Linked DNA regions of Homo sapiens: region 2 is linked to region 1. Evidence: chromatin contacts called from ENCODE Hi-C or POLR2A ChIA-PET data. All regions are on one chromosome and are shown on one strand. Each heading gives the region's core, a stretch centred on a gene start or an enhancer-like site at or near the end of the contact. The rest is flanking DNA. Distances are from core to core; before and after follow the strand shown. Region 1 has its middle 20 kb from the start of SOX8. Region 2 holds the start of NDUFB10 (NADH:ubiquinone oxidoreductase subunit B10).

What was found. A loop is a pair of places that touch in the nucleus more often than their neighbours do. ChIA-PET counts read pairs that join two places held with the same protein, here RNA polymerase II (POLR2A).
Region 2: a loop to region 1 is called in a map of breast epithelium, with 17 times the contacts of the local background. The contact joins the promoter of NDUFB10 here to the enhancer-like site in region 1. A Hi-C loop is called at or near these places in 1 of 168 maps with a recorded cell type or tissue (breast epithelium). POLR2A ChIA-PET finds 5 or more read pairs at or near these places in 1 of 52 experiments (HEK293T).

The regions. Positions count from the first base shown.
Region 1 is chr16:997,975-1,005,736 of GRCh38, reverse strand. No RefSeq gene overlaps it. Among named protein-coding and RNA genes, the nearest start is that of SOX8, 20 kb to the right of the region's middle. RefSeq lists enhancers at 1,478-1,527, 3,179-3,835. Within about 2 kb of position 1,581, at least 3 of the 41 ENCODE cell types and tissues checked have a DNase peak (open chromatin) inside an H3K27ac peak, as active enhancers do.
Region 2 is chr16:1,958,240-1,960,787 of GRCh38, reverse strand. It overlaps NDUFB10 (NADH:ubiquinone oxidoreductase subunit B10), which reads right to left and starts at 1,250. Exons shown (of 4, transcript NM_004548.3): 1 at 1,034-1,250. The coding sequence starts at 1,163. RefSeq lists silencers at 621-730, 1,161-1,470 and an enhancer at 2,193-2,548.

The DNA of each region.
Region 1 (7,762 bases), core at 332-2,831:
CCTGACATACTCTCCTGTGTTTTTATAACACTTGGCTCGGCCACCGTGGAGGCTGGAAGAAAATCTGCCAATCGGGTGTTGCGGGGAGGGTTCACTCCTCTCCAGACAGAAGGAGCGCCAAGTCCTCCTGGGTCTACACCACACATCCATCTGCCCATTTTCCATTCACTCACTTGTTCACACCCACCTCCCTCGCTAGCCTTGCGGGGGTTGCTGGACAGGACCACAAAAGCTGGTGCCCAGCTCCGTCCCCAGCACGCCTGCCCCGACACGGTGAGGGGCTTTGTAACACGCCCAGCTCTGTCGCTCCAGACCCTGGGTGCACAGCTGAAGGAAGAAGAAGGAATCAGACACTTTGCCACACTCCAAGCTCCCCAACCCCAGCACAGGAGGCCTGCACAGGGAATGAGCTCTCTGTCTTAGGAGGTAAGCAAGAAGCTGAAAAGTCCTTGGGTTCAGGATGCTGTGGAGAGAGCCAGCTGGGCTAGGTGAACCTGGGGCCTCTACAGGAACACCCCCATCTCTTGTCCCTCTGTCCCCTCCCCCCATCTCTACCCCCTCCCCCGTCTCTTCTCCCTCTGTCCCCTCCCCCATCCCTGCTCCCTCTGTCCCCTCCCCCATTTCTACCCCCTCCCCCATCTCTGCTCCCTCTGTCCCCTCCCCCATCTCTACCCCCTCCCCTTCTCTTCTCCCTCTGTCCCCTCCCCCATCTCTACCCCCTCCCCCTTCTCTTCTCCCTCTGTCCCCTCCCCCATCTCTACACCCTCCCCTGTCTCTGCTCCCTCTGTCCCCTCCCTCATCTCTACCCCCTCCCCCATCTCTGCTCCCTCTGTCCCCTCCCCCATCTCTACCCCCTCCCCCGTCTCTTCTCCCTCCCCATCTGTTTTTTTTTTTTTTCTCGAGATAGGGTCTCACTCTGTCGCCCAGGCTGGAGTGCAGCGGTGTGATCTTGGCTCACTGCAGCCTCTGCCTCCTGGGCCCCAGTGATCCTCCTACCTCAGCCTCCTGATTGGCTGGGACTGCAAGTACACACCACCATGCCCAGCTAATTTTTGTATTTTTTGTAGAGATGGGGTCTTGCCATGTTGCCAGGCTGGTCTTGAACTCCTGAGATCAAGCAATTCACCCATCTCAGTTTCCCAAAGTGCTGGGATTACAGGCATGAGCCACGGCGCCCAGCCCCCATCTCTTCTCACTCCCCCATCTCTGCCCCCTCCCCGCCTGCGTGTCTGTGTGGATACCCGGCTCCAGGGGTCTCTCTGGACAGCCTCCTGGGGCACCCCACATGCTCCCCGCACCATGGGCAAGGCTGGAGCCACCTTCCCTGAATCAATACTGACCCAGGCCCAGGAGTGGGGCTGGGGCTGGGGCTGGGGCCAGGCTTGCTGGTCACTCCTGTGCCTGCCGTGCTCCGGGCTTGGAGACGCATGTGAAGGGTGGGAAATCGCCTGGGCCTCCTCACAGGGCGCTCACGTTCACCTTGGGAAAAATAACAGGTTTTGGTTTTGTTTTCTTTTTCTTTTTCTTAACCACAAAACACTCATCAATGGTTCTGAGGGGGCAGGAAACCTCAGGACTGAGTGTTGTCAGGAAATTGAGCTCCCGGGGCCACACGCGGGGCCGGCACGAGCCAGGGCGGCACATTCCAGAAGGCTGCTCCGTCAGTGCCACCCACTGCCCTATGTGCTTCATGCCCAGGGGGTCCACACAGGGCAGCAGAGGGTCCTCGGGCCAGGACAGTGGACGACCTCAGGGGGTAGAGCCCTCCAGACCCCTGAGGGGCCTTCGGGCTGGTCCCTCTGTGCCTGCCGTGGACCTTGCCTCCTCCTCTAAGGGCAGCAGCCTGTGGGGTCGCAGCCCCCCGTGTCCCTCCTCTAAGGACAGCAGCCTGTGGGGTCGCAGCCCCCCGTGTCCCTCCTCTAAGGCTTCAACCAGTGCACCTTGGGGGCCTGAGTTCAGCCCAGGTCAGATTCCGCCTCTGATGGGCCCTGGCTCGTGAGGCCTGATGCCGCCACGACCGCGTGCCGAGGGCTTTCCAGGGCGTCCCCTTGTGCCGTGTCCAGGCTGCCATCAGAGGAGTGCAGGGCATGAGGGGCTCTGGGCTTTTCCCAGGAAAGCAGCTGGCAGCCATCCACCCCTTCCCGGGACCACCACCGGGCTCCTGGCCAGCAGGACCTGCGCAGGCCTCTTCCGTCAGAGCAGCACTTTCCACAAAGCCTGGACACTGTCTGGCGTGGGGCTGTGGGGCCGCATGCTGTGTGCAGGAGTGGGTGTGAGCGAGGCCCATGAGGGGGCTGTGGCAGCAGGTGGGGCCCGGCCGCGTGAGTGCAGGGTCTCTGGACCCCGCACGGTTCCTCATTTGGAGCTCAGTCCCTGGACACGGCCACTCCATGGGGCTGCCAGGATGCCCCCCAGACCACGGCCATGGTGCTGGAGGCTAGGGACCCCTCCTGTGGCCTCTATAGCTCCCTCTCCACCCAGCACCCCCTCCCCATCACTCCATGCCAGCTGCAGGGAAGGCCCCCGGGTCTCTCAACCCACACCTTGGCCCAGCCCTGGCTCCAGGATCCCACCCCAGGGGCCCACTCTGCCACGGGACTTTCGTTTTTCCAAACTTAGAGCCGCCCCTGGCCAGCGGGGGCCGAGCCTGCGTCCACTGCTTGGCAGAGGAAATGTCTGCACTTCAGGCCTGTCCCGTGCCCTGGATGAACACCAGCCCTGGGCACTGCCCTCCGCCGTGGGAGGCCACTGTGGTCTTGAGGCTTCTGGGGAAAGGTCAGGCTTGTCTTTAAGCGACGCGATGCCGGTGGCCTGGATGAGTCACCCCCGAACGTGAGTCATCTCAGCTGCTGGGAATCTTCCAATTGTTTGATTGAGGTGAGATCCACATGGCGTAGAATTAGCCGTTCACGGCATGGGGTGCTGTGGCATCCAGCGGGGCCGCAGTATCTTGCAGCCACCTCCCCACGCCCTGCATGTCGTTCTGGGGCAATTTCATCCGGAAGGAAACCCCTCGCCCCTCGGCCGTCCCCCCAGTCCAGCTCTTGCGTCTGCGGACCTCCCTTTCTGGCATTTCCGCAGATGGAATCGCAGGTGGCCTCTCAGGCCTGGCCTCTTCTGCTCGGCGTGTGTCGAGTCCTTCCCTGCGGTGGCTGAGCCGAGGCTGCCCCTTTTCATGGCTCACGTTCCGCGGTATGGATGAGCCACGTCCGTGGGTTCCTTCACCCGGGGAGGGACATCGGGGCTGCGGCAGGTGCACATGTGCGGGTCCCTTCACCGGGGAGGGACATCAGACTGCGGTTGCACAGGTGCACAGATGTGGGGTGCCACAGACCCACGGTCTTGCTTGGTTTACCTGTGTGAGCCCTCAGGTCACCACCAGGAATCCAGCGTCTCTCCCCTCCAAAGATTCAGTGGAGCCTCAGGGAGCCCAGAAGGGGGCTGGGCCTCCCTCCTGCCACATCTCCAGTTCCAAGGGACCCTGAACTGTGCCCAGGTGACAGGGCCCTCAGAGCAAGGGACTGTCCACCACGTGGCTCACTGCCAAGAGCTCCTGGAGGTGCCAGCATTCCGCTGGGCCAGGAGGGCAGCAGCGGCGGATCTGAGCTACAGTTTGGACGGACCCCTCAGGCAGCAGAAGCCCCTCGGAGGCCCAGGGGAGAACTCCACGCCCCCACCCCTGGGGCTCCCTGGAAAGGCACCGAAGGAAAAAATGTTCCTGAAAAACTAAACAAGTGAATTCAGAAGCTCAGGTGTCAGAGCTGGGGCCCCATGACGGGCCAGGGACAGCCATCGGCCCCTCCGTGGACACCCAGGGTTCCCTGGAGGAGAAATCATACAGGGCAGGTGGTGAGAACTTGAACTTCACCTCCACGGTGGCTTCCTCACGGGGCGATGTGAGGCTTGGGTGAGGTGACGCGGCATGTTTCAGGCTGAACGGTGGCCACAGCTGACCCTGGGAATCTGTGACTCTGGCTTGGTTGGGAAATGGAGTCTTTGCAGATGTAATTGATCAAAAGATCTTGCAGTGGGGTCATCCTGGGTTATCTGGGTGGGACCTAAATCCAGCGATGAGTGTCCTCATAGAAGCAGAGGAGGAGACAGACATGCAGAGGAGACAGCCGCGTGAAGCCGGGACAGAGGTTGGAGCGATGTGGCCACAAGCCAAGGGACACCTGGAGCCACCAGGAGCTGGAATAGGCAGGAAGGATCTTCCTCTGGAGTCTCATTGGGGAGCGTGGCCCTGCCCAAGCCTTGATCTCAGACTTTTGGCCTGCAGACCTGTGAGAGGACAGGTTTGTTTTCTAAACCACTCGGCTCATGGCACTTTACTTGGGCAGCCATGTGGCACTGCCACACCCCCGCAGCCAGGCCCTCAGCTCCAGGCATCTGGAGCTGCCTACCCCGCGGTAAATGCTGAGCTGAGGAGGCATCTCCAAGCCACCTGGGCCCCAGCTCTGGGAGGCCCTCAGCACTCCAGCCAGGTGCTCATAGCTGCCGTGTCCCGGGGGCACCGAGGCAGGGCCCTACCCCACTGAATGGGAGGGGCAGCACCTCCAGACCCGAAAGGCCAGCGCCTGGGGAGCTGAACAGGGGAGACCCACCGTCCACACGTCTGCCTGGGACTCTCCTGGCTTTAGCCCTGAACATCCCTCAGCTTGGGGACCCCTGGGCCTAACCCCGACAGGCTGATCCTCCAGTGGATACTCCGCAACCTCCAGGCTTCACTTCGCAGCCCCCATATCTGCCCCTCACACCCAGCAGTTTTTCCTAGAGGCGCCACTGGGCAGCCTGCACGTCGGGGCCCAGGATGCCGTGGCCAGCAGTGGTTGGGATTTCACGGACTTTAGACAGCTGCCAGTGTCAGGGTCCCGGGGGCTTTTCCCGGCCGCCACCCCCCCCCGCCAAATGGAGCCATCAGCTCCCTCTCCCCAGTCATGGAGACCGCACTGCTGTCCTTCCTTCCAGGCCAGGAGGAGCCCCCGCCATGTGATGAGCTGGGACGTGTGTCCACCCCGTGAAACCTGCTCTGCACGGCCTGGTCTTCAGGAGAGGAGCAACCCAGATGGGCTGAGTGAGGAGCCCAGGACCCACAGCCACTGCACAGAGCCGGGGGCACCTGTTCCCCGCACCCCCGCTCTGCTTGCCCTCCCACACCCCCAACCTGGCTTCCCACCGACTTTCCTGCTGGCATTCCAGGGAAAATCAAATCTCCTGGGGAGAAACGGCTTCTGTGTCCAAATGAGCTTTCCGAGTCCAGGTGCAAATGGTTTGGGGAGCTCCAGGAGCAAAAATACGGTTTCAATTTTCCAAAGCAGGCCGAGATCCCCGAGTTTAACCCACATGGCCGAGAAGCGAGGTTCCCACCCAGACCCAGGTCATCACCCAGCCGAGGCCACGGGGAGTGCGCTGTGCACATGGCATCGCCAGGGCCTGGGGCTCCTGGCTGGAGGTCAGGGAACTGGGGTCCCTGTCCCCGGTCCCATGGCCGACAGCACTTCTTCCTCTGGCCGCGGCTGGAGAACCAGCTGTCCAGGCCACTTGTCAAGGTCACTAAGAAACTTGGGTGGGAGAAGGAATTCATCCCAAACTCAGGAACCTTCCTGGGGTCGGGAGACACGGCGCTCAGTGACCTCCCAACTGGTACTTCCCAGGGACGGGACGCGGCCCTCACAGGGGGCGGCAGGTGCAGCCTCAGCTCTGCAGCTACCGGCCCCACCTCGGTGTTGTCTGAGGTTAAATGGAGTCCCAGCCTCGTGCATCTTGATTTGAGGGCCCTGAGCCTGCGGGCATCAGGGAGGGCCAGGGAAGCACCAGCAGGTGTGCCAAAGTGTGGGCACCCCCAGGGGGCAAAGGCCCTGCCACCCTCCCAGGCCAGGCTCTCAGAAGCCCCAGGGAGCCCACAGTGCCCGGACCTGCCTGGCCCCTGCTGGCTGAGCTGCCCCGGAAGAGCCTCCCTGCTCTTGGGAATCCCTGCAGGTCCACAGAGCCCTACCCCACATCGGCCTCTGACTGCTGGCTCATGACTGCTGGCTCATGACTGCTGGCTCCAGCAGCTCGAGGGGACCTGTCCTGAGCTCAGCCCAGGGGCCAGGACATGACTAGTGCGTCTCCAGACTCTGGCCCAAAACCCAGCCTCCATCCACCCCTCAGTGGCTTGAAGCAGCTCAGCTGGTCATGGGGGCTGGTGAGCAGCTCCGTGTGCCTGGCATGAGGCACCAGGGTCAGTTGTGACCTCACGGAGGAACAGCCTGGGGATGGGGAAACTGGGACCCACGCAGTCCCACCCCTCACAGTGATTACTGACAGTGACCATGGCCTTGAAGGAGACCATCAGAGGGTTCTGTCTGGGCCAGTTTAGGAGGGCTTCCAGGAGGAGGCAGCATGTGAGCCGAGAGAGGCATGGGCAGGAGAGGCAGGTTCAGGGCCAAGGACAGTCCAGGGCCCAGGGTAGTGGACACCACTCTCCCTCCTCCCAGGAAGAGAAATGTCCCCTTCAGGCAGCAGTTTCTAGAAAGATCTGGGTGGAGCCGGCAGGGACCACCAGAAGCTGCTCCACCGGGAGCTGCCCCACCTGGGGTCCCTCCACCTGTCCTCTACCACATGCCAGGGGCAGGCACGTGATCCGACTCGGTTCCCATCCGGCCCCTTGGGAACCAGCGAATGCCCGTGCCGGCTTGCTCCGTGGAACCAGCTGGCTTTCCCTCTTTCCCCCTTCCTCTTTCTTTCTGAAATCTGGATGCAGTTTGCTGCGTGGCCTCCCTCCTCAGTCCTGGCCAGGTGGTTTACCTGGGCTCCTATGCCACCTGTCAGTTTCCTCCCTGCCTGCTTCCCCACCAGCACCGGCTGCCCAGGCCTCCGGGCCTTCCTGCCGTCCTCCTTAGAGAGAAGAACCTCCTTGGGCCTTGGAGAACCCCCACGCTGGGTGTGCTTGGCCATCCGCACAAACGGGCTGGGCCGGGGCCCTCACGCTGCTGCTCGCTGGATTCCTTCTGCCCTGCACCTACCCAGGAGGCAGTCCCCAAATCTAGTTCACTGCTTCCAACTGCTCCCACTGTGTGGCACCTGGTGTGCACCTCCTGCCTGCTCCAGAGCTCCCAGGGCCTCCTGTGGGCACCGAGGGCACCTATGCCCTTCCCCTTTTCCCCCCATGGGTCCTGCGAGGCTGGCATCACTGCAGGTGAGGACCTGCCAGGGTCATGGCCTGGAACCCTGATCTGGAGTCTGAGCCCTGTCCAGGGGTTCTTGACTTGGGCCCAGCACTGCCCTGGCACCCAGCAGCCTTCACGCCTCCCGTGGGCCTCTCCAGCTGGCTCTGGGCGCCACCTGCCTGGTTCCAGCCACAGACTCCTCTCCTGCTGTCTGTCCCGCTGCCCTCTGACACGCCATGCAGGGGGCCCAGGGCACCCGTTTCCCAGACACAGTAACGGTGTCTCAGCCAGCTCCTGGCAGGCCTGGCCCGAGCCAGCCAGCAGGGACCACCAGGAGCTGCCCCAGCCAGGGTCCCTCCACCCATCCGACTCGAAGCAGAGCCCCTTCTCCCACAGCATTTTCAGAGCTTAGGCTGGGGGATCGGGGGTGCGTTTTGCAGACATGAGCTTCACAGATTTAAAATAAAGGAGGATTCGGGTGGGGACTCTCTGGGGGCTTCCTGCAAACCAGCCCCCGCGCAGGCTGTGTGGTAACCGAGGGCACCGTGGCAGTGAGGCAGGAGCAGTCGGCGCCCACACGCCGGATCTGCCGCACCCGCTGCCACCCACAG
Region 2 (2,548 bases), core at 1-2,500, 960 kb before region 1:
GGCTCCAACAGGGAGCCTCCAGCAAGCAGAACTTACCACCTTACGGCCTCAGCTTCCTCACTGGGAAATGAACGAGCTAAAAGGAGAGCTCGAACATCCAGACACATAGGACAGACATGCTCTACAACTGCTACAAAAGAGAGGGAGCTGGGTCCGCTGTTGCACGGTTTCCAGATCTTTGGGGGTTTGATTTGGAGACTTCACCCTCTTACGGAAGAACCACCAGAGCATGCTATGCACCCCAAGTGTTCAAAAAGAACTGAACCAGGCTGGACACGGTGGCTCAGGCCTGTAATCCCAGCACCTGGGGGCCAAGGTGGGAGGATCACCTGAGGTCAGGAGTTCGAGACCAGCCTGGCCAACATGGTGAAACCCCGTGTCTACTAAAAATATAAAAATTAGCTGGGCGTGGTGGTGGTGCGCCTGTAATCCTAGTACTGGGGAGGCTGAGGCAGGAGAATCGCTTGAACCCGGGGTGGGGCAGAGGTTGCAGTGAGCCGAGATCGCGCCACTGCACTCCAGCCTGGGCAACAGAGTGAGACTGTCTCAGGAAAAAAAAAAACAACAAAAACTGAACTGGGCATTTTCCCGGTTCGTTCCAGAGATGCTGAATTTGGGCATCTCGGCCATCACCCCGACACTTGGTCATCCGGCAGAGAGACATTTGAGAGAGGCCTGAGGCCAGCGGTGCAGTGGAGGGGTGCCCGGGGCGGCGGGGGGCGGAGAGCAGTGCGGGGTCCTGGGGCAGTGGGCGCTGGGTGCGGCAGGGAGGGAAGAGTCCTGGGAAGAAGCGGGGCATCCCGGGGTGCAGGGGAGAGTAAGGGATCCTGGGAGGTGAGGTCCGGGGTGCAGTGGGAGGCCAAAGGAGGCGACGGAGCTCGGAGGTCTCCGGGGGTGGGGAGTTGTCCCCGGGGTGCAGCGGGGGGCGGTCTCAGGCAGACGGGACCCCGGAGGCATTGGAGGATCCAGGCAGGGTGTGGGATCCAGGGGTCCCCAGAGGCCGGCGAGGGAGCCCCGGGCTGGGGCTTCGTACCTCTCACGAGGGTCACGGGTCGGTCCACGATGAGGTCGAACGCTTTCATCATGTAGACGATGGGATTGGGCTGCACCGGCGTGCGGCGCGGGGGCTCAGGGTACACATCCTTGTCCCAGCTGTCCGGCATGGCGGCGGCGGGCGCGGACTCCGCTCCCGGACGCGCTGCCCTGGCCTCTACCTCCGTCCGGGTCCCGCGGCCTAGGTCGCCCGCTACAGAGGACGCCGAGGGCGGCTGCGTCTGCGCGCTGGCGCCGCGATGCACCATGGGACTTGTAGTTCCCCGGCTCCGCCGGGCGCGGCCGGGACCCGCCTCGCCGCAGGGCGCCCCCGCGTGGGGCCTCCGTTCTCGGTCTGTGCCGAGCGCCTACGCGGTGCTGGTCGCTGGTCTGGGCGCCTGGGAAGCAGCCGCGAACCGGACAGATTCCTGCTTACGATGAAAGAAACAGACAAAAGGCAACTGACATAAGGAATAGGAGGGGGTCATTCGGTTCCCACTGCGCGCCAGGCACTGTGCTGAGTGCAGCAGGGAATAAGATAAACTGTGATGGAGAACACAGGCCGTTAGAGCGCACACGACAAAGTGAACAAATAGCACGCGATTCCAAACACCCTACTCCTCCAGGAAGCTTTCCTGGATTGCCTAGTCCCTACAGACTTCTCTGGGCCCCGCTCTCTACAAGGGCCCCTCATGGACTGGCTGGTGCCAGTTAACTTGGGAGCCTGTCTGGGGGAGGGCAGGGAGCAGACCAGGAGGCAGGGCTTGCCCTTAGGCGGCTCATAGGGAGAAGGCACCTACCCTGGGCACAGGGCCCTCTGGCCGGCTTTGATGGTTCCATCCTGGCCCTGGGGCACTCTGGTGCTTCTAGGCAGCTCCACTGAGCAGGGTCCTGCTGGCCACATCTTCAGTCTCCACACCTGGCACGGCCCCTGGCTGCTATCCAGGGGGGACACTGGTCATGTCCTGTCCTGAGGTTGAGGCCAGCGACACAGAACCATCAACCCTACAGACAAACAGTGAGAGGTGACAGCGTGCTGGCAGTCCTCAGAGCCCTCGCTCGCTCTCGGCGCCTCCTCTGCCTGGGCTCCCACTTTGGCGGCACTTGAGGAGCCCCTTTCTGGGCTGGCCAAGGCCAGAGCGGGCTCCCTCAGCTTGCGGGGAGGTGTGGAGGGAGAGGCGCAGGCGGGAACCGGGGCTGCGCGCGGTGCTTTGCGGGCCAGCGCGAATTCCAGGTGGGTGTGGGCTCGGCGGGCCCCGCACTCGGAGAGCCTGGCCGGCCCTGCCGGCCCTGGGCAATGAGGGGCTTAGCACCCGGGCCAGCGGCTGCGGAGGGTGTGCTGGGTCCCCCAGCAGGCCGGCCCACCGGCGCTGCGCTCGATTTCTCTCGCCAGGCCTTAGCTGCCTCCCCGCGGGGCAGGGCTCGGGACCTACAGCCCGCCATGCCTGAGCCTCCCCCACTCCGTGGGCTCCTGTGCGGCCCGAACCTCCCCGACGAGCGCCGCCCCCTGCTCCAG